Linked DNA regions of Homo sapiens: region 2 is linked to region 1. Evidence: read pairs that join two places in POLR2A ChIA-PET (ENCODE). Cell type or tissue: MCF 10A. All regions are shown on one strand. Links, peaks and the distances in the headings refer to the core of each region. The heading gives the core; the rest is flanking DNA. Region 1 has its middle 48 kb from the start of ATP1B3. Region 2 overlaps RNF7 (ring finger protein 7).

Region 1 (11,494 bases), core at 4,906-7,405:
ATACAAAAAAATTAGCCGGGTGTGGTGGTGGGCGCCTGTAATCCCAGCTACTTGGTAGGCTGAGGCAGAGAATTGCTTGAACCCAGGAGGCAGAGGTTGCAGTGAGCCAAGATGGCACCACTGCACTACAGCCTGGGTGACAAGAGAGAGACTCTATCTAAAAAAAAAAAAAAAAAAAAAAGAAAGAAAGAAAGAAAAGACATGATGCTTGCTTATTTTTTAAAAGTTAAAATGACCTTATGTTTTAATAGAAAATCTCATTAAACATAATGAAATGTCAGGGGAAACAAAGATATATGTGAGTTAAATATTTAGACAAAGAAGAACCAGGGAGAAGTCATTTTTATTCTTCCAGTTTATCAGGGATTATTTTGAATGTTTGTTTCTCAAAGGAGGAGATGGAGTTAATAAACTGCGGGAAGGGGCTGAGAACAGCTGTGCAAGGCAGAAGATATGAATGATGTTTTTATAGGAAATAGTATGAAGTTATTAATTTTACCTTTGCAAGCCACAAAGGGTTGAAAATTGTTCTCAATTTTTTATTTTTATTTTTAATTTTGGTAGATATGTTGCCCAGGCAGGTCTTTTGAACTCCTGGCCTCAAGTGATCCTTTCGCCTCAGCCTCCCAAAGTGCTGGGATTACAGGTGTGAGACACTGTACCCAGCCTCAATTTTTTGTTTTAAATATAATTTTTTTTTTTTTTTTTTTTTTTTTTTTTTTTTTTTTGGAGACAGAGCTTTGCTCTTGTTGCCCAGGCTGGAGTGCAATGGTGCAATCTCGGCTCACTGCAACCTCCACCTCCCGAGTTCAAGTGATTCTCCTGCCTCAACCTCCCAAGTAGCTGAGATTACAGGAGCCTGCCACCACACTGGCTAATTTTTTGTGTTTTTAGTAGAGATGGGGTTTCACCATGTTGGCCAGGCTGGTCTAGAACTTCTGACCTCCCATGACCCACCCGCCTTGGCCTCCCAAAATGCTGGGATTACAGGCGTGAGCCACCATGCATGGCCTGAATATAAATTTTAACATGTTTCTCATTTAGGTAATCAGGCATAAATGTGAAATAATTCAACAATTTTTGCTTCTTAGAAATTGCGAGGCATATCTTTTGAAATCATTAAAGTCTACCAGACGGACCAGGTTTGGCGGTGCACGCCTGTAATCCCAGCACCTTGGAAGGCCAAGGCAAGAGGATCACTTGAGCCCAGGAGCTCAAGATCAGCCTGGGCAAAACCCTGTCTCTGAAAACAATACAAAAATTAACCAAGCGTGCTGGCGTATGCCTATAGTCCCAACTACTTGGGAGGCTGAGGCAGGAGGATTGATTGAGCCCAGGAGGCTGCAGTGAGCCATGATCACACCACTGGCACTCCAGCGTGGGTAAACAGAGCAAGACCTTGTCTCAAAAGTAAATAAATAAATTAATTGAAGTCTACTAGATCAATTTCTAAATATCACTATACTGCATGTATCATTAGGGCAGTTTAATAAGACAATTTAAATAAATTGTTCAGACAGTAAAATATGATGAAAACTAATGAACACAAATAATCCTTGCTTCTTAAATTGTTTTTCTTGGCAGTTATAAATTTTTTTTTTTTTTTTGAGACGGAGACTTGCTCTGTCACCCAGGCTGGAGTGCGATAGTGCCATCTCAGCTCACTGCAACCTCTGCCTCCCGGATTCAAGTGATTCTCCTGCCTCAGCTCCCGAGTAGCTGGGACTACAGGCATGCACCACCACGCCTAGCTAATTTTTGTATTTTTAGTAGAGATGGGGTTTCACCATGTTGGCCAGGCTGGTCTCAAACTTCTGACCTCAAGTGATTTGCCCACCGGGGTCTCCCAAAGTGCTGGGATTACAGGCATGAGCCACTGCGCCCAGCCATAAATCTTAAAAGGGAAAAAATGATACAAAGTACATAAGGAAAAAAGATAAGCACAAGTATTTTTTTACCTGGAAGACTGACCATATTAGCTATTTAGATTATTAAAAAATAAATTGGCTGGCATGGTGGTTTGCACCTGTAACCATAGCACTTTGGGAAGCCAAGGCAGGTAGATCATGAGCTCCGGAGTTCGAGACCAGCCTGGCCAACAAGGTGAAACCCCGTCTCTACTAAAAATACAAAAAAAAAAAAAAAAAAAAAGCCAGACATGGTGGTGGGCACCTGTAATTCCAACTACTCAGGAGACTGAGGCAGGAGAATCACTTGAATCTGGGAGGCGAGGTTGCAGTGAGCCAAGATCATGCCATTGCACTCCAGCCTGGGCAATACAGCAAGACTCTGTCTCAAAAAATAAACAAATAAAAATAAAAATAAAAGAGACCCTGAATTTTCTTGAGTCATCTGGGAAAAATCATTGCAGTTATTCAGACTTATTTGTTCTTTCTTTCTGTCTTTTTTTTTTTTTTTTTTTTTTTGAGACGGAGTCTCACTCTGTCGCCCAGGCTGGAGTGCAGTGGCATGATCTCAGCTTGCTGCAACCTCCACCTCCCGGGTTCAAGCAATTCTCCTGCCTCAGCCTCCTGAGTAGTTGGGATTACTGGCGCCCACCACCACGCCCAGGGAATTTTTGTATTTTTAGTACAGATGTGGTTTCACCATGTTGGTCAGACTGGTCTCAAACTTTTGACCTTGTGATCCACCCACCTCAGCCTCCCAAAGTGCTGGGATTACAGGCATTCTGAGCCACCACGCCTGGCCTGTTATGTCAATAAATATTGGCGTCTGCCATGTGCCAGGCTCCATGATAGTTCTGAGACATATGCTAGGTTTTGTCTCTTTAGGATTTTTAGATTGCAAACTGTTTTTAATCCCCCTGTGTATCAGTAAATCTTTACATCTCTCTGAGTGAAGATGAATTTTGTACTTTCCATTTTTTTCCCATGTTTTCTGCACTGAGCATTTATTTTTTTTTTTAATTAGGAAAAAACATATTATTTAAAGCCAGGCAAGACCCATCATCATTGGAGGGGGTGTGTGACACATGCACAAGCTGGCTCTGGCAATAACCACCCCCCAGAGAACACGCCCCTTCTCCCCAGAGGGCATCAGCTTGAGTACAGGAGTAAGGCCGTGACTCTGGGCCCAAGCCAGCAGCCTTTCTGGACAGAGCCAGCAGCTAGTGCCTGAGATTGGGCCAGGTCAATGGTTCCACAATCTAGACCATTAACTGTCTGTTCAGGGGTGGAGTTTTTACCAAAACTCAGAGAAATTAAAGAAAGAATAATGCAGCAAGATTTCATATGCTATTTCATATGCTATTCACTTTAAAATATGAGTAGTTAAAATGTGTTCTTTCATGAGGTAGTTATATTTGACAAAAGTAAACACTAGAGACCCTATAACTATCCTCAAAATTTTATTTTGAAATTTTACCCATAAGATCTTAAAATCTAGGAATCCCTGAGCTGGATGACCTTGAATGACCTTCCAATTGTAGGGAAACATTTGTGTTTCAATGGAAAACCATGCATTGTCTAGAGAAGGCTCTACAACTTTCTCTGTAAAAGACCAGATAGTGGCTGGGCTCGGTGGCTCACGCCTGTAATCCCAGCACTTTGGGAGGCCGAGACGGGCAGATCACAAGGTCAGGAGATCGAGACCATCCTGGCTAACACAATGAAACCCCGTCTCTACTAAAAATACCAAAAAAAAAAAAAAAAAATTAGCCGGGCGTGGTGGCAGGCGCCTGTAGTCCCAGCTACTCAGGAGGCTGAGGCAGGAGAACGGGCTGAACCCGGGAGGCGGAGCTTGCCGTGAGCCGAGATCGCGCCACTGCACTCCAGCCTGGGCGACAGAGCGAGACTCCATCTCAAAAAAAAAAAAAAAAAAAAGACCAGGTAGTAAACATTTTAGACTTTGCGGATGCATCTTCTTAACTCTGTCTTTGTCTTGTGAAAGCAGCCATATATAAGTGTTATAATAAAACTTTATTGGCTGGGCACAGTGGCTCACACCTGTAATCCCAACACTTTTGGAGGCTGAGGCGGGTGTATGCTTTGAGCCCAGGAGTTTCAGAGACCAGCCTGGGCAACATGGTGAAACCCTGTCTCTACCAAAAATACAAACTTTAGCTAGGTGTGGGCACGGTGGCACATGCCTATAGTCTCAGCTATTCCAACCTGGGCGACACAGTGAAACCCTGCCTCAAAAAAAGAAAACAAACTTTATTTACAAAAACAGGCAGTAGGGCTAGATTTGACCACAAGCAGTTTGCTGATTCTAGTCATAAATTAACTCTTATTATTAAACTGACTGGGTTAGCTGATTGTGTATGTGTGTGTGTGTGTGTGTGGTCACTTCTTTATTTCTGATACAAATGTACATGACACATGTCTTGACAGTCAGCCCACCCAGCACCACACAGGTAGGGCATGGCTCCCGGGGAAGAGGCAGGGTGGGAAGAGAGCTGGTGGGTGCTGCCGTCTGCCTCTCCAGCCTTCCCAGTCTGCAGCCAGGTTCCCAGGCCTCCAGAAGGTGGGACCACAGCAGGTGCAGGTAGTGATGGTGGGTGCTGGCCTCCCAGGGGTTATGGGGAGGGGACTCAGCTCCACAGCCACCAGCTGAGTCGGGGACCCCGGGGGAGCCAGCCCCAGGCTCAGGTGCTCAGTCCTCCACCCTGGCCAGCACACATTCCCCCTCCACATGGGAGCGGGAGGAGAGATGGAGGGAAGCGGTTTTCAATTTAAGTTCATAGAGAAGGGACATGAGCAGGGGAGGGATCAGGGAGGGAGCAGACAGGATCAAAGCTAGTTACCCGGGCAGTCCCTGGTTGCAGGTGGGGAAGGGAAGCTAACTAACCCCCACGCTGGTCCCCTCACCCCTCAAAACTGCAGATGGACCAGGCCTCCGGAACGGCACTGCCGCCCGCACATTCAGCTGGCACTCAGGGACACTTAGTTACCACAAAGTTAAAATTAAGGGGTGGGGAAGAAGAAAGCAAAAGAAAAAAGACGTTCCAGTGTTTGCTGCTGGGGACCCCACCACACAGGTTGGGCCTGTGTCCTAGGCAGGGGCCCTTTGGCATTAAAGGAGAGCAGCAAGGGGCTTGTGGCTACAGGGCGAGGACATCCACGGAGACTATGAAAAAAGGAGGGGATGCCCCTGCTCAGCCCCTGATAGGGTTGAACTGGCTCATGGGGTTGGGGCACGTGTAGGGAGAGCTGCCCCACTTGGAGTGTCCCCACCCGCCCCTTTGCTGAGGGTGCCCAAGAGGGCGAGGGGCTGGGAGTGATGCCTTGCAGGCCCCTGCTCACTAGGAGGGAGGAGAGGGGGACGTGTATGGAATATGGGGGACAGAAACTCCTGCCACCCCACCTCCCCATCTTTCGGGCTTGACGGGGGTGGGCACCAGGGCACTTGGCTGCCAGGGGGTGGGTTATCTGATTCTAAGGGAGCTATTCTACGACTCCATAAATTATAGGTAACTAATGGGAACTTAAAATGATTCTCATCTATAGACATGCAAATGACCCCTTCACCTCTGTCTTAGTGTGTTTGGGTTACCATAATAAAGTGCCACACACTGAGTGGCTTAAACACCCGAAATTTATCTTTTCACTGTTCTAGAGGCTTGAAGTCTGAGATCAAGGTGCTGTCTAGGTTGATTTCCTCCAAGGCCTCACTCTTTGGCTTGTAGATGGCTGTCCTCTCTGTGTCTTCTCATGGTCTTCCCACTGTATGTGTCAAACTCAAACTTTTCTTATAAAGGAACCAGTGATACCGGATCAGGACCCACCCTAATGACCTACACATTTTGAAGTACTGGCTGTTAGGACTTCAACATATGAATTTTGGGTAACACAATTCAGCCCATGACACCTCCAAGCCAGTTTTGTATCCATTTGCTCATTCATTTCAACATTCCTTTACTCCATATAAATTTGTGCTTTATTTTTTTTTACTTATCTGAACTTATTGTAACATCTTACCAGTTTCCTCATTACAGAGTTAAATAAAATCTTTAACATGTATTCATTTTTATTTCTGTATGACAATCATGATTTTACCATTTTTTTTTCTTTGAGGTTATCCATTAATATAACCCAGAATGTCACAATGAGATAAAAGAACCTGAAGCTTATTTTAGAAATTCTGGTTCCAGAAGCAAAAGTTCTCTGCAAGAGCCCTCTCTCCTTTTGTTCTCTTATGAAACACATATCAGACAGAAGAACCCCTAAACAGAGGGCTGCCTGGGGTGGTGGCAACCCCAGAAGGCAGCTAGCATTTCCTTGGGAGTTTGGTTAAGGGGCATGGGGCCAGCTGACTATTGTGTAATTTTAAACCAGTTCACCCCGCCCTGCCTCTCCCATCTGCATTGCACTGCCAGCTGTCATGTCCATTCCTGCTACCAGGAGAAGCTGTTGGAGAGGGAGGGAGGAGAAAGCCAGGAGCCAAAACAACCAGGGAAAGCTTCAGCGGTTCACCTGCTAGTTGTGCAGAGTGCTGAGCCTCAGGGGCCATCAGTGCAAATGTGCATTCCAGAGGCACACCCAAAGCAGGCACCACTTTAGAGTCCCTGTACTAACAACTCCCCTCCGAGGGTTGCCAGATAAAATGCAGGATATCCAGTCAAGTCTGAATTGCAAATAAGCAAAGAAAAATTGTTTTCTTGTATAAGTATGTCCCAAATATTTCATGAGACATACTTATAGTAAAAAATTATCTGTAGTACATGAGAATAGATAATTGATGAAGAATTGTCTGTGGTCATGATTAGTTAAAATGCCACGAAACTCCTGCACACACACTGAGGGCCCCACATGGGTTATGTGCATCTGAATCTGACACGAATCTGTCAAATCTGTCCTCGGATACAGCTTCTGGATATTTTTTGCAGCAAGTCCATGTGCTTGTTCTCACCTAAAGATTGTTGGCTGGTTGGTGCTGTCAATATCACCACTACTATCAGCAATAATAATAACACAAGAAAAGCTTCCATTTAGTGAGCACATACTATGTGCCAGGCACTGTCACTGGCACTTTTTGTGAATTACTTCCAATATTCACAAAGATCCTGTCAAGTAGGTATAATCATCTGCACATTATAGATGAAGAAAGGAAACCCCAGAAGTTAACTGACCTGCCCAAGGATACAGTAAGTGTTGAGTTAACCCAGCTCTATTTGACAACACTTAGCAAAGAGGTCACTGGTTTCTCAAAGTAGGAACTGCTTCTGTTCCTATTCCCTAAAATGTCTCCTATGGGGCTTAGAAAGAGGTAGTGAGCTAAGCCCATGGAAGAAACAATTTTTGAAAAATATATTTTAATCCCTAAATGGACTGGCAGGGCTGGGATGACAGTGAGGCACCTAGGGCACAATATTTAAGGCAGCACTCCCTCTCAGGGTCGTGCGAGTGCAATGGCAAAATCTGCACAAACCTGACAGTGCAAGCATCCTTAAATTTTGCACCTTAGAATCCTCATTCCACTCACCCTAATTCTGGTGCGAGGTTGTCCAGAATTGGTCCAGAATTGTTGTAGATGATGGAAATGAAGCACAAGACAAACCAAGCCTACTCTGAATATGTCCCCCCACCCCCCCAGGATTATTGGATATTTTACATTTTACCCTATGGCTGGATATCCTTATTAGCCAATTTGGATCTATACTTTTTCTTGATTCTCTTGTTACCTTTTAATTGATGCGAGGACCAAGTGGCACAATGTCCTAGGGGTATTTAGGAACCAAACTTCAGTTTCCCCTCCTTTAGTTTTTAGAAGAATTTCTCCAAGGTTTATGCTTTAGAATCCTTGCTTTTAACTGTAAAATTAGGACTCGTGAACCCCTTATTACCTCTCCCTGAAAGTGGAAAGTTACAGCCAGGCTACAAGACACAACCAGATTGGATCTCGGTGAACGCTGTTTTAACAAATGCCAGTGGAATGAGTGGGAGAAGGCTAATCTGGCGCATGTCATAACCAGTGAGGCAGCAGACAATGGAGAAAGAGCAGCTCAACCAAACAAACATTCAGATGCTCTTGTCTGCACCTTGCTTCCAGGGAGCGGTGTGCCCTCCAGGCTTGGCCTCTGCTTGGTTGTGTTTTAGGGCAAGGCCCATAAAACAGCACAGCAGACACTGTGATGCAGAGCTTTGTCCAGACATGTGGATTTTTCAACATCATTATACCTTTTCATGTCTTCGTCAGCAACATTTACTGTTACAGTTCCATGTTTGATCAATTCTCACTTAGTTCTTTTTTTTTTTTTTCTGGAGATGAGTCTTGCTCTGTCGCCCAGGCTGGTGTGCAGTGGCGTGATCTTGGCTCATGCAACCTCCACCTCCTGGGTTCAAGCAATTTTCCTGCCTAAGCCTCCCAAGTAGCTGGGACTTCAGGTGCCTGCCACCACACCCAGCTCTCAGTCACTCAGTTCTGACACGCAGTTTGTGGACTATCTGGTCACCTTGACTGTCCCCTCCACAGCTCATTTTTGGTGATTTTGTCATTCACTGTGCCCCACTCCATTGTGTGTAGAGATGGAGAAAGGAAGAAAAAGAAATGCATCCATTTGATTTTGGAACAGGAATTTAAGAAGGTCAAAGTCATTAATTGAAATCTGGATACTCTAAGAACTTACATAACATATTCTGCCTACCTTCTCTCGACCTCTTTCTTTTCTTTTTTCTTTCTCTTTCTTTCTTTCTTTTCTTCCTTCCTTCCTTCTTTCTTTCCTTTTCTTTTTTTTCATAACCATAGACTAATTAGCTCAGCTAATGTGCCTTGGACGTTGCAACGAGTTGACCGTTTTCCTTCTGTATAACACTCACATCACACAGGAGCAGATCACCTCCATCAGCCCTTTCACATTCCCTACATGGTAAGTGTCTGGCCAGTAAAAGTTACTATGAGGCCAGCGTGGCTTCACACAGGAAAGAAGGAAGGACAGTGGGAAAGATTGACGAGCAAAATGGAGTTCTGACTCAAAGAGGGGACCGTGACCATGCTGAAGATTGAATTTGGAAGAAATTCCGGAGACAGTGTGTTTCACGAGTTCTTCTCTGTCATGGAAGAGGTGGCTTCTCCTTTGCTTGGCCCCAGTGTGCTGGAGCTGATTGTGCTCACCTCTTCTGGACTCCACATTTGGATTGACACCAGATTGACAGCTTGAAACAGACACAGTGGGTGTATTTGCATCACAAAATAGGCAAATCCTACAGATTGGAATTTGTTTCTTTCTGCAGAGCCAGTTGTTAGCATTTACCAGTACATTACTGACTTGTCCCTGAAATATATTCTGGTTGGTCAGTGTGCCTCTGCCCAGGACTCAGCAGGGTCTCCCCCAAGCTTTGGTTCCATTTGCAGAGAGCCGGTGAGGCTGTATGGGAGAAACCAATAGAGGAGTCGAAAGCCATCCCCCATGGGAGACACTCAGCAGGCAGAAAGGTGAAGAAATGCCCCTCAAAAGCTGGATGCAAGGCTTCCAATATCTAAAAGATGACAGTAAGGTCATGAAAGTCAGGGGCGAGCACCAGAGCTGCAACAAAAGGAAAGGACGCACAGAGAAGAAAACAAGGCTGAGTGGTCTGTAACCTGAGTGCACAAATTCTACGTACTAACCCAAGAGCTTGCATCATTGCCTCACAAAATAGGTTCATTAAAAATGTCATGAAACTGGCTGGGCACAGTGGCTCACACCTGTAATCCCAGCACTTTGGGAGGCTGAGGTGGGTGGATCATTTGAGGTCAGGAGTTCTAGACCAGCCTGGCCAGCATGGTGAAACCTCGCCTCTACTACAAATACAAAAATTAGCCAGGCATGGTGGGGGGCACCTGTAATCTCAGCTACTCGGGAGGCTGAGGCAGTAGAATCACTTGAACACGGGAGGCCGAGATTGCATTGAGCTGAGATCGTGCCATTGCACTCCAGCCTGGGTGACAGAGCAAGACTTTATCTCAAAAAAAAAAAACCAAAAAAAAAGCTATGAAGCTAATGTCAGCATGTGATTTGATGAAAGTCACTTTGAATTATTGGGATCTGCTACCTTCTTTCATATTCACTCTAGCAAATGTGACTCATTTATCTGCAGAGACACAAAACACACAGAGAGTTAAAAGTGTTCCCCGCTGGCTCCCGAGAAAGATGGCCTTCTGATGGGATCCTGTCCTTCAGGCACAAACGTCCTCCCAAGCACCTACCACAAACCTAAGCCACATGGGCCCCAAAGCCACAATCATGAGCTGCTGAATATTACTGAGAAAACACTGGCACTCAGATTGCACTCTGTCCTCCCTCCTGCCCTGTAAGCTGTTCTGTAAGGGTATTTGGAGGGTAAGGTACTAGGATGTGTGGGTGGGCTGAATAATGGCCCCCAAAGATATCCATGTCCTACTCCCTGGAACCTGTGGATATTACATTACATGGCAAACGGGACTTTGCAGATGTGACTAGCTTAAGGGTCTTGAGATGGGGAGATTGTCCTAGATTATCCAAGCAGGTCTAACGTAATCACAACCCTCCTCATAAAAGGGAGGCAGGAGGAATCAGAGTCAGAAGAGGCAGGCAAATGCTCGCTGAAAATGGAGGAGGGGCCACAAGCCAAGGAACAGAGGAAGGCTCTAGAAGTTGAAAATGGCAAGGGAAGGGGGTCTCCCTGTGAAAGTTGCAGATACCAGGATGGAGTGGCTTTTGTCAGACCCAGATAAAATAGGGCTGGGAAGGCCCAAAAAAGACATGATCTCATGTCTGAGATAAGAATTGTTTCCAAGGACTTTCTAAAAACCCTTTCATACCTTTCACCCATCTCCTGCTTTGATAAGGTTTATTACTAGACATTCTTTAGAGCTGCATTTTTTTTTTTTTTTTTTTTTTTGAGACTGGAGAGAGGAGACAGGAGTCTCACTCTGTTGCCCAGGCTGGAGTGCAGTGGCACAATCTTGGCTCACTGCAACCTCCACCTCAGGGGCTCAAGTAATTCTCCCGCCACAGCCTCCTGAGTGGCTGGAACTACAGGCCTGCAGCACCATGCCTGGCTAATTTTTCGTATTTTTAGCAGACACGGGGTTTTGTCATATTGCCCAGGCTGGTCTCGATTTCCTGGCCTCAGGCTATCCACACACCTTGGCCTCCCAAAGTGCTGGGATTACAGGTGTGTGCCACCATGCCCGGCCATGAACTCTGTGTTTCTAAGCAGCTTAGGTAAATCTCTTTTTTCTAGTAAAAGCTCCCCTTTACCATTGCCTCACCGAATACACACTGGTGGTTGCCTAGTGTCTTTTTTTTTTGGTTCACGCCCCCTAGAAGCTCCAGAATAACCAGCCCAGCCAACACCTTGACTTTAGCCCAGGGAATTGATTCTGGATTTCTGGCATCCAGAACTGTAAGACAAATCTGTATGTTTTAAGCCACTAAATTTGTGGCAATTTGTTACAGCAGCCATAGAAAAGTAATACAGTGTTCTTGGCCTTGGAATTTAAGAATTTTCTGAAGCCTTAAAAGTTAGGAAAAACAGGTCAATTATTCCATGAAGGAATAACTATAAATTTC
Region 2 (11,494 bases), core at 4,692-7,191, 76 kb before region 1:
TGTTTATCATTGTGCAGTGAACTGTTTTAGTAACTTTCTGTTTGACCTTTTTAGAAGGTTGCATCCTTAAAATGTGAACCAGATACATGGCTTTGCATTGAAGAGGAAAGCAGTAGAATGTCAGGTTACTTTAGGCAGTGTGACAGTATATAAATGAAATGTGGAGGATGGTGGTAACAATTTGATTTTCCACACAGCAAAACCACAGTCCCGCCACCTAACAAAGCCCTGTTTATGCCACACACCAGCATCTGAGGGAAGAGGAGGCACTGTGACAAAGCAGCGCTGATGCTGCTCAGCCTGCGATGATTACAGCTCATCTGCACAGCCATCTGAAAGTTTAATACATACTCATCAGAGGGAACATGCCGGGACAATTTTGGGTTCCAATACAAAAGTTAAGCATCAAACAGGTTTTTCTTTCCATTTGATTAAATGTGCTGATTTTATTTTACTGTTGCATTAGAAACAAACAAGTTATCTTTCGCTATTTAATTTTCCCTCTATGCAAATTGTGTTATTACAGCTGACCGCTATCAGTAAATCTTAATTCTGTCAGTCCCATTGCTTCCTTTTTTATAAAAATACTGTGTCCCCCTTTACTGTCATGAAGTGAAATTCATAAATATATTTCCTACACATATAATTTAAATGTATGTAATTGTTATATGACAGAACTAAAAAGAACTTGTAATTCAGTTGTATTTCAATATAGAAATGCTTGGACATGGATGGGCACGTTGGCTCACGCTGTAATCCAAGCACTTTGGGAGGCCAAGGTGGGTGGATTGCCTGAGGTCAGGTGTTCGAGACCAGCCTAGCCAACACGGTGAAGTCCTGTCTCTAACAAAAATTGGCCGGGTGTGGTAGCAGGTGCCTGTAATCCCAGCTACTCGGGAGGCTGAGGCAGTAGAATCGCTTGAACCCACGAGGCAGAGATTGCAGTGAGCCGAGATCGCACCACTGCACTCCAGCCTGGGCAATGAGCGAAACTCTGTCTCAAAAAAAAAAAAAGAAATACGAAAAAGCAGCACTTTGCTGCTTTTTAAGTTATTGCCATGGAGCCAGGCATGGTGGTGCACACACTAGTCTCAGCTACTCTGAAGGCTGAGGCGGGAGGATTGCTTGAGCCTAGAAGTTTGAGGCTGCAGTATACAGATCATGCCTGTAAATAGCCACCACACTTCAACCTGGGCAACATGGCAAGACCCTGTCTCCAAAATAAATAAATAAGTAAAAGTTATTGCCACGGGTAGTTTGGAGTAATGAACGTTTTATGCTCTGCAATGAAAAGGAGAAAATTTCAGTGTTTAGTAAGCCCTTGTTTGTATTTATTGTTTTTTCGAGACAGAGTTTCACTCTTGTTGCCCAGGCTGGAATGCAGTGGCGCAATCTTGGCTCACTGCAACCTCCACCTCCCGGGTTCAAGAGATTCTCCTGCCTCAGCCTCCTGAGTAGCTGGGATTACAGGCATGCACCACCATGCCCAGCTAATTTTTTGTATTTAGTAGAGACAGGGTTTCACCCTATTGGTTAGGCTGGTTTTGAACTCCTGACCTCAGGTAATCCACCTGCCTCAGCCTCCCAAAGTGCTAGAATTACAGGCGTGAGCCATCACACTGGGCCAGCCCTTGTTTTTTAAAAAAGCATTTAAAGAATAAAATATTACTGATTTGGCTATAAGGAAAATTAGAATTAAAGTACAAATATATTTTAAATTTTAATCTATTTTGTATTGAACATTTGAATAGTACAACAAAATACTGAAAAATGTTTGCATGGAAGTTCCTGTTTTCCATCTTTAAGTCATTCCATTTCTGCCATCATTAGGTTTTGTTCAGCAAAATATATCTTACAGGGAAAGTATTTTCTTTGCATTTTAATACTCTCACTTAGTGGCAGTACAGCCAGGATACCTGGATTTGAATCCTAGCTCCACCATTTATTTGTGTGATTTTAGGCAAGTTACTTCACCTCTCCATACCTCAATTTCTTCATGTGCAAGGTAGATAATAATAACAATATAATAATTCTTGGCCAGGCGTGGTGGCTCATGCCTGTAATCCCAGCACTTTGGGAGGCCAAGGCAGGAGGATTGCTTGAGCCCAGGAGTTTGAGACCAGCCTGGGCAACATAGTGAGACCTCGTCTCTACAGAAAATAAAAACAAAATTAGTGGAATGGTGGTGTGCACCTGTAATTCTAGCTACTCAGAAGGCTGAGGTGGGAGGATCGCTTAAGCCCAGGAGGTCAAGGCTGCAGTGAGCCGTGATCACACCACTGTACTCCATCCTGGGTGACAGAGCAAGACCCTGTCTCAAATAATAATACTTACTTCTTTAGTTTTTTGGGGGGATTGAGGACTAACTATATAAATTTAGAACAGTATCTAGCACATGGTTAAGTGCAACTGTTATTGTTTCATTGTAGTCATTTTTAGAAGCATTTTTAATAGAAGTGTTACTTTAAAAATAATGTTTTCAGTTATGAAATAAAACACTCCTATTCTCAATAAAAATTGTACAAGAAAAAGTTAATTGTGAACGTGATTAGATTACTTGTAGCACTGTGAGTTTTTGTGAATAATGGTAGTAAGGCCTCAATAACTTGCCTGTTATGTTTTTCTAATCACTCAACATTATTTTCAGATTTTATTTTTAAATTTTTATTTTATATTTTTTATGACAGGGTCTCTCTCTGTCTCCAAAGTTGGGGTGCAATGGCATGATCACAGCTCACTGCAGCCTCAACTTCCCAGGCTCAAGCAATCCTCCCACCTCAGCCTCCCGAGTAGCTGGGACCACAGTTGCACACTACTACACCCAGCTAATTTTTTATTTTTTTTGTAGAGATGGGGTTTCCCTGTGTTGCCCAGGCTGGAGTTGAACTCCTGAGTCCTCAAGCGATTTTCCCGCCTCGGCCTCCTGAAGTGCTGGGATTACAGGCATGAGCCACCATACCCAGCCAAGATTTTATATTAAGAAAAGGTTTTGGTGAGGTCTCATTTTAATTTTAGGTTTTCCATCTTGGTAGAAATATCTTGCAGTGAGCCGAGATCGCGCCACTGCACTCCAGCCTGGGCGACAGAGCGAGACTCCGTCTCAAAAAAAAAAAAAGAAATATGAATATAAAAATAAATTTTTTGCCTAGTTGATTTTGGGAATCTTCATATGCTTAGAAAATTAACCTTTTTCTATTAGGCTGGTGCAAAAGTAATTGCGGTTTTTTTGCCATTAAAAGTAATGGCATAAACCATTACTTCTATTAATAAAACCCTCAATTTTCATTTTCATAGCCTTTCAGAATGGGAGTAAGCTTTGCAATCAACCTGCTCCTTCATCTTATCTGTACACTTGATAAATCTGATTCAGTGGTTGGAACGGAATCTGCTTTTCCTGTATTGGTTACAAGCAAGCACTTTGCCTGGGTGAGTGTAGCTGCAGTATAGCATAGAATTAAGACTACAGTTTCATAGTCAGCGCAGCTTGAAATGTTGGCTCTATCATTTACTAGCTGTGTGATCTTGCACAAAATCCTTAACTTCTCTGTGCCTGTTTCCTCAACTAAAATGGTATAACATTGTTATCTACCTCATGGAGTTGTTATGAAGATTAAATAAATGCATTTTAACTGCAAGAACAGTGCTTGACACAGTAAGCACTCAACAAATGTCAGCCATTATTATTGATCACTACTGATGCTGGTAATCTCTTTGCCTTAATTATAGAATTGCTTTTAAGAAAGGAATATTGTTTGCAGAGATACTTCTTGTAAGACTTATGATGTGTGTGTGCAGCTACAACCTGTAAAAAAATTGCCAGCATGAGTCTTCAGGAGAGTGGTTTATAACCTTTTTTTTTTTTTTTTAACTACCCTAACACATTCCCATCAGCAACAATAGGTTCTCCCACAGTGGTTCCCAAAGAAGTGTGTGTGTACCAAGCAGGGCAGGGAATAGAGTTAGAGAAAACTGCTCAAGGGAGTGCAGTGGCACACACCTGCAGTCTCAGCTATTTGGGAGGCTGAGGCAGGAGGATTGCTTGAGGCCAGGAGTTTAAGGCTGTAGTGTGTGATGGCCATGCCTGTGAATAGCTACTGCACTCCAGGCTGGGCAACACAGCGAGACTCCATCTCAAAACAAAACAAAAAGAAAAAACTGCCCAGATGAAAATCTTGCTCAAAAACTCTTTAAACTATTTCAGCACAGGTGAAATGTTCTATGCCATTTGCATTTTATCTGAGCCTCTAAGGAGATGCCTACCAACTATGTAAATTTATTGGGACTTAAACTCTATAGTAGTCATTCTTATACCTTCATTGTAAATTAACCTCTGCCATACTAACTCTAGCTCTGCTTTTTCTACTTTTACAGAAACTATACATTTTTAATATTATATATTTATAATAAAAGTTTATTGCATGCCTGCTATATATGGGGCTTCACCATTATGACAAAGAATTTTAATAAAAAGTCTTCTCTCTTCAGAGACTACAGGGTCTGTTAGGGAATATTAGCTTTACAACAGAATTGTAAAGTTTAAAGTGTTGAACCTTCTAAGAGAAGTAGAAGAGAGAAACCATATTCTACTACAGCATTACACCATATGTGACTACAAGAACCATTTCTCATGTGGATTATAAAAATCTGTTTCTATTGTATGTAACAACATGTGGTAAGTGGTATGTGTGGGGTATGGGGGGTCTGCCCACTGACAAAAAGACCCTATTAAGGAAGAAAATAACATAATCATTTATTTATGTGTATAGATCTGTGTTGTCTAATAGTATAGCTACTAGCCACATGTAGCTATGTAAAATTTAATTAATTACAATGAAATTTAAAATTCAGTCCCATGGTTATACTAGCCACATTTCAAAGGCTCAGTAGTCACATATGGATAGTGGCTTCCATATTGGATATTACAGAACAGAATATTCCCTTCAGTGAAGAAAATTCTATTGGACAGCACAATGTCGATGATCCATTCTATTTTCTCAGAATTTCAGAATCATGGACACCTCAGTGATATATCAAAATCTGTTTTAAGTGACCTTCTGCATACCTTCAAAAGATTATCTTAAAACTAGGATGTTGAACATGTGCCTTACTTTACTAACTACATCTTATCCTTAACAAAAAGGAAAGTAGTATATGTTTTTAAATCTTTAGCTGCCAAATTCACTGGACCTGGAGAAAAAAAATACAAAGATTCCAAATTATATGAAAAACCTCAGTGTTTACTATAAAAAGGGATTGTTGACATAGTTTCCCATTCTTTAGGTTTTGTAAGAATTTCTTAAGTTTGCAAAATGACAATATTTTAAGCTATAAATTCATGTAGCTGCTTTTGTGTCTTTAATAGATGTATAGCATTGGTTCTCAACCAGGGGTGATTTTACCTCACAGAGGACATTTGGCGATGTCTGGAGACATTTGTGGATGTCCACAACGTAGTGGAGGTGCTACCAGGATCTAGTGGGTAGAGGCCAGGGATGCTGCTAAACGTCCACAAGGCATAGGACAGCCCCACAACAAAGAACTGTCAGGCCCCAAAATGTCATCAGCAGTGAGGTTGAGAAGTCCTGATTAATAATAACTTATATACATTTTGATAATATTTTGGGGAAGTTAGAATTCCCTACTAGAAATTTGCTAAAATATGGCCATTGATAATAATCAAACTTGTATAGCCCTTATTATGCATCAAACTCTTTTCTAAGAGCTTTATGTATATTAACTCACTTAATCTTTGCAAAAACCCTTCCTATTATTATCAACTCTTTCTACAGGTAAAGCAATGTAGGCACCAAGAGGTTACATAACCTGCTGCCATGGACCAAATTGTGTCTTCCCAAAACTCAGATGTCAAAGTCCTAACCCCCAATGTGATTATATTTTGAGGCAGTTGGTGGCTTTATAGGAAGAGGATGAGAGGGATATCTCTCTTTTCATGAATGTACCCAAGAAAACTATGTAGGGACACAGTGAGAAGGCAGCTATCTGCCATCCCAGGAGAGAGCACTCCCCAGCCATCAACCCTGCTGGCACCTTGATGTTAGACTTGCCAGCCTCCCAAATTGTGAGAAAATACATTTCTGTTGTTTCAGCCACAAAACCCAGTCTATGGCATTTTGTTTGGCAGCCCAAGCTGACTAATACCTGCCTAAGATGACACTGGTGGAAGGAAAATGGTCCGAATGCAGGCAGTCTGGCTCTGGAATCCACATTCTTCACTACTTGCTTAACACTGTCTCAGTAAAATACCTTCTCTGAACCTATTTTCCTCCAAAATTGCTTTTTTAAAGTTTGTTCACATATTTTGGTTTTTAGTTCTGTAAAGCTACAAACAAACTTCATTTATAGAGATATTTTAGAGCTGTATATTCTGTTTTCAACTCTTGGCCAAACCATTTCGTGGTGTTCTATACAATTTTATGGTGTTTTAGTACAGTGGTTCCCCAATTTTTTTGGCACCAGGGACAGATTTCATGGAAGACAATTTTTCCACAGTGGGGTGGAAGATGGTTTTGGGATGAAACTGTTCCACCTCAGATCCTCAGGCATTAGTTAGATTCTCATAAGGAGCGCCCAACCTAGATCCCTCACATGCACAGTTCACAATAGGGTTGGCGCTCCCATGAGAATCTCATGCTGCTGCTGACCTGACAGGAGGCAGAGCTCAGGCAGTACTGCTTGCTCGCTGCTCCCCTCCTGCTGTGCAGCCCAGTTCCTAACAGGCCAGGGACTGGTACTAGTCCATGGCCCAGGCACTGGGGACCCCTGTTTTATTATACTGCTGTCATATCTGATCTAAATGCAAATGTTCATATGCTAAAAAGGGAATTTATGTTTGTTTTAAAACACTAAGAGCATATGAAGATATCATTGGTAAAAAATACTATATTAACATAATTGGTACAGTTTTCATAAATGCTAAAACAATATTGGAGCAGATTATTACTAACATTTATCAATAGTTTCAAATTTGGTTCCAAGAACAGATAATGTGGTGAAAGTGTTAAGCCCTTCTGCTCATGCAGAAGTATAATGATGTCTCAATACTGGGGTTCCTTGAAAAATCAATTATGTCTTTGATAAAGCCAGGTTTAATAAAGAGATAATGGTGCATAATATAAGCAGTTAATTTTGTGTTTAGTATGGTATCTTCTTTCAAACACTAGTGAATCAGCTGGCAATACACTTGGCAACAAATATCAGAAAACTGCTGCTGCTTAAACAGATAAGGGTGTCACTGTCCTGCACAATAAGAAGTCCAGGGGTAGGAAGTCCAGGGCTGGTACAGCAGGTCAGTGGTGCCATCAGAAACTAGGCTTTCTGCTGTCTGCTCTTGACCATGTCAGAGTGATGGCTCATTCTCCTGCCCTCTCTCTCATGTTCCCAAGATGAATGCTGTATTTTCAGACAGGCCTCATATTTATGTTCTTGGGAAAAAGGATTTTTTTTTTCTTTAGCAAGACATTGACTTGTACTCGGTGAAGGGCTCCCCTCACCACTGTCTTTTTTTTTTTTTTTTTTTTGAGACAGGGTCTCACTCTGTCACCCAGGCAGGAGTGCAGTGGTGCAATCTCTGCTCACTGCAACCTCCACCTCTACCTCCTGGGTTCGAGCGATTCTTGTGCCTCAGCCTCCTGAATAACTGGGATTACAGGTGCATGCCTCCCCGGTGTCTTTAGTCTGTAGTTCACTGGCCAGAATTATGTCACCTGGGAAAAATCAGAGATGAAGCTTTTGGTTTTCCAGCTTTCACAGTAAAGGAAGAAAAGGAAAAGAACAATTGGGAATGGATGTTGAATGACTCAACATAGATTATCAGCCACAATTGATATTAACAATTAACAATTGCTGATACTTGGGTAGTTGCTGCTACATATACTTTCTTTTCAGAGCCTCTTAGAATTGGAATCTTAGAGATTATTTTATCTCTGATATGACATCTTCATGTTTATATTTTTTAATATGCCAACTTATAAAGCAAAGTTTTTTTAAATAGGCTTTTAAATGGACATATCCTTTATGACACAAATTTGGATAGTCCTTAAATAAAAGTATACATCTCAAAATATAACTACGTATGGAAAAAATATGATGTTACATAAGCTGTAACACCACTTTCAGGTATTTTCTAAACTCGAATTTTATGCCAAGGTTCTAGAGAGTACCTGTTCTCTGTATTTTGAAACTCTGAATAGAAATAGCATGTGGTGGCTTTTACAAATAAAATGGTTGCTTCTATACTTGTCCTGACAAATTTAAACTGTTTGGAAAGCTCTAAATCCAATGTTCTTAGCCAGGTGTGGTGGCTTACACCTATAATCCTAGCTACTCAGGAGGCTCTGGTGGAAGGATCACTTGAGGCCAGGAGTTTGAGACAAGCCTGGGCAACATAGGGAGACCCTGTCCCCACCTCTAAAAATGAATGAATGAATGAATGAATCTAATGCTCTTACCCAGCAATTTTATTTCTATGACTGCTGCCTCAATGTCTCTACAACATTTAGCTTCTCTTAAGAATGTGGTCGGTCAACAGAATACTGCCTGAGAGGGCCATATCCTCAACAAGATTTATTAAAGAGGTGGATATTGGGCAAAAGAATTGAAAAGATGTTTCACAAAAGAAGAAGTCTAAATAGTCAGTTGGCACCTGAAAATGTGCCCATTATGCCTCATCAGAAAATCAAATTAAAATCACAATGAAACACCACTATATACCACCCTAGAATAGCTCAAATTAAATAGACTGATAACACTAAGTCTTGATGAACATGTAGAGGAATTGGAACTCTTTCATTCATTGCTAGCAGGAATGAAATATGGAATAACCACTTTGGAAAACAGGCAGTTATTTTTAAAAGTTAAATATATACTTACCCTATGATCTCTTCTACCCTATCATCTAAGGTATTTGCTCAAGAAAAATGAAAATATGCATCCACACAAAGACTTACAAAACAATATTCAAAGCTGCTTTTTAAAATGTTCATATTTATAATAATATCCCCAACCTGGAAACAACCCAAATGTTCATCAACAGAATAATGATATATTCATAGAATGGAACACTACTCAGCAGTTTAAAAAAAAAAAAAAAAAAGATGGCAAGCACAGTGGCTCACACCTGTAATCCCAAGCACTTTGCGAGGCCGAGGTGAGCAGATCACTTGAGGTCAGGGGTTCAAGACCAGCCCAGCTAACGTGGTAAAACCTCGTCTGTACTAAAAATACAAAAATTAGCCAGGTGTGGTGGTGCATGCCTGTGATCCTAGCTACTCAGGAGGCTAAGGCAAGAGAATCGCTTGAACCCAGGAGGTGGAGGTTGCAGTGAGCTGAGATCGTGCTACTGCACTCCAGCCTGGGCGACAGAGTAAGACTCCATCTCAAAAAGAAAAAAAAAGGTGGGGGGGTGAAAACAACTGATGCAGGCGACAGCCTGGCTGAATCTTTATAATCTTTAGATTATGTTGAGCAAAAGAATTCAGGCACAAAAGACTACTTAACTGTATGATTCTGCTGTCATGAAGTTTGAGAACAGGTAAAATCTATAGGGATCAAAATCAGAATGATTGTCTCTCAGCGAGGGGTATTGACTGGAAAAGGGCATGGGAAACTTTCAGCAGTGAGGGAAATGTTCCCTCTCTTGATCTGAGTGATGATTACCTGAAAGTATACATTTTATAAAACTCATTAACTGCACATGTAGGATGTATACATTTTACTCTATGTAAAACCTGAATTTTTTTTAAAAAAGAAAGAGATGGCTATTATTATTGAAGACCATAACCAACACCCTTTTACATTTGCTACTAAATGGAAAATAAAAGAAAATGCATTAATGGTGTTCCATTTGTCTTATTGTTCAACTCTTCAAGAAATCATTCAAATCAAAATAATTGTTTTTCTCATCTTGTTCTGGTCCCCTGTGGAGGTAACCTGAGAAAGCTCCTTGGAGTTCATTAGAAGGGCCACACTTTCAAGAAGTTTCTCAAAACTCAGAAGAAAAAAGTAATGGAAGAAGTGATTTTTTTAAGGGAAAATGTTTTATTAATTCCATCTCTCTTCTAGAATATTTTTCAGGGTTTTAAATGTGCAAAATCTTGGAGCTACCCCCAATTATAAGACGAAAATTTTAGTGTAGCCTGAAATTCCTCACTGAACTCTGAACTCCCACTTTTCTGACAATACGCTTAGATCTTCTTCTTTTTTTTTTTTTTTTTCTTTTTTTTTTTTTTATTATACTTTAAGTTTTAGGGTACATGTGCACATTGCGCAGGTTAGTTACATATGTATACATGTGCCATGCTGGTGCGCTGCACCCACTAACTCGTCATGTAGCCTTAGGTATATCTATCTCCCAATGCTATCCCTCCCCGCTCCCCCCACCCCACCACAGTCCCCAGAGTGTGATATTCCCCTTCATGTGTCCATGTGATCTCATTGTTCAATTCCCACCTATGAGTGAGAATATGCGGTGTTTGGTTTTTTGTTCTTGCGATAGTTTACTGAGAATGATGATTTCCAATTTCATCCATGTCCCTACAAAGGACATGAACTCATCATTTTTTATGGCTGCATAGTATTCCATGGTGTATATGTGCCACATTTTCTTAATCCAGTCTATCATTGTTGGACATTTGGGTTGGTTCCAAGTCTTTGCTATTGTGAATAATGCCGCAATAAACATACGTGTGCATGTGTCTTTATAGCAGCATGATTTATAGTCATTTGGGTGTATACCCAGTAATGGGATGGCTGGGTCAAATGGTATTTCTAGTTCTAGATCCCTGAGGAATCGCCACACTGACTTCCACAATGGTTGAACTAGTTTACAGTCCCACCAACAGTGTAAAAGTGTTCCTATTTCTCCACATCCTCTCCAGCACCTGTTGTTTCCTGACTTTTTAATGATTGCCATTCTAACTGGTGTGAGATGATATCTCATAGTGGTTTTGATTTGCATTTCTCTGATGGCCAGTGATGATGAGCATTTTTTCATGTGTTTTTTGGCTGCATAAATGTCTTCTTTTGAGAAGTGTCTGTTCATATCCTTCGCCCACTTTTTGATGGGGTTGTTTGTTTTTTTCTTGTAAATTTGTTTGAGTTCATTGTAGATTCTGGATATTAGCCCTTTGTCAGATGAGTAGGTTGCGAAAATTTTCTCCCATGTTGTAGGTTGCCTGTTCACTCTGATAGTAGTTTCTTTTGCTGTGCAGAAGCTCTTTAGTTTAATTAGATCCCATTTGTCAATTTTGGCTTTTGTTGCCATTGCTTTTGGTGTTTTGGACATGAAGTCCTTGCCCATGCCTATGTCCTGAATGGTAATGCCTAGGTTTTCTTCTAGGGTTTTTATGGTTTTAGGTCTAACGTTTAAATCTTTAATCCATCTTGAATTGATTTTTGTATAAGGTGTAAGGAAGGGATCCAGTTTCAGCTTTCTACATATGGCTAGCCAGTTTTCCCAGCACCATTTATTAAATAG

What was found. ChIA-PET counts read pairs that join two places held together with the same protein. Peaks named below come from ENCODE experiments on the same cell type or tissue, not always from the same donor. Only the 100,000 strongest peaks of a DNase experiment are listed, where the experiment ranks them.
Region 2: POLR2A ChIA-PET joins it to region 1 with 6 read pairs; 7 of 35 experiments call an interaction of 5 or more read pairs at or near these places.

Annotation. Positions count from the first base shown.
Region 1 is chr3:141,822,750-141,834,243 of GRCh38, forward strand. No RefSeq gene overlaps it. Among named protein-coding and RNA genes, the nearest start is that of ATP1B3, 48 kb to the right of the region's middle. In MCF 10A, for the core only: no CTCF peak of the experiment used is centred there; a DNase peak (open chromatin) is centred at 6,332.
Region 2 is chr3:141,746,915-141,758,408 of GRCh38, forward strand. RNF7 (ring finger protein 7) reads left to right here. Exons shown (of 3, transcript NM_014245.5): 3 at 1-646. It also overlaps a transcript of GRK7 not described here. Among named protein-coding and RNA genes, the nearest start is that of GRK7, 11 kb to the right of the region's middle. In MCF 10A, for the core only: no CTCF peak of the experiment used is centred there; no DNase peak of the experiment used is centred there.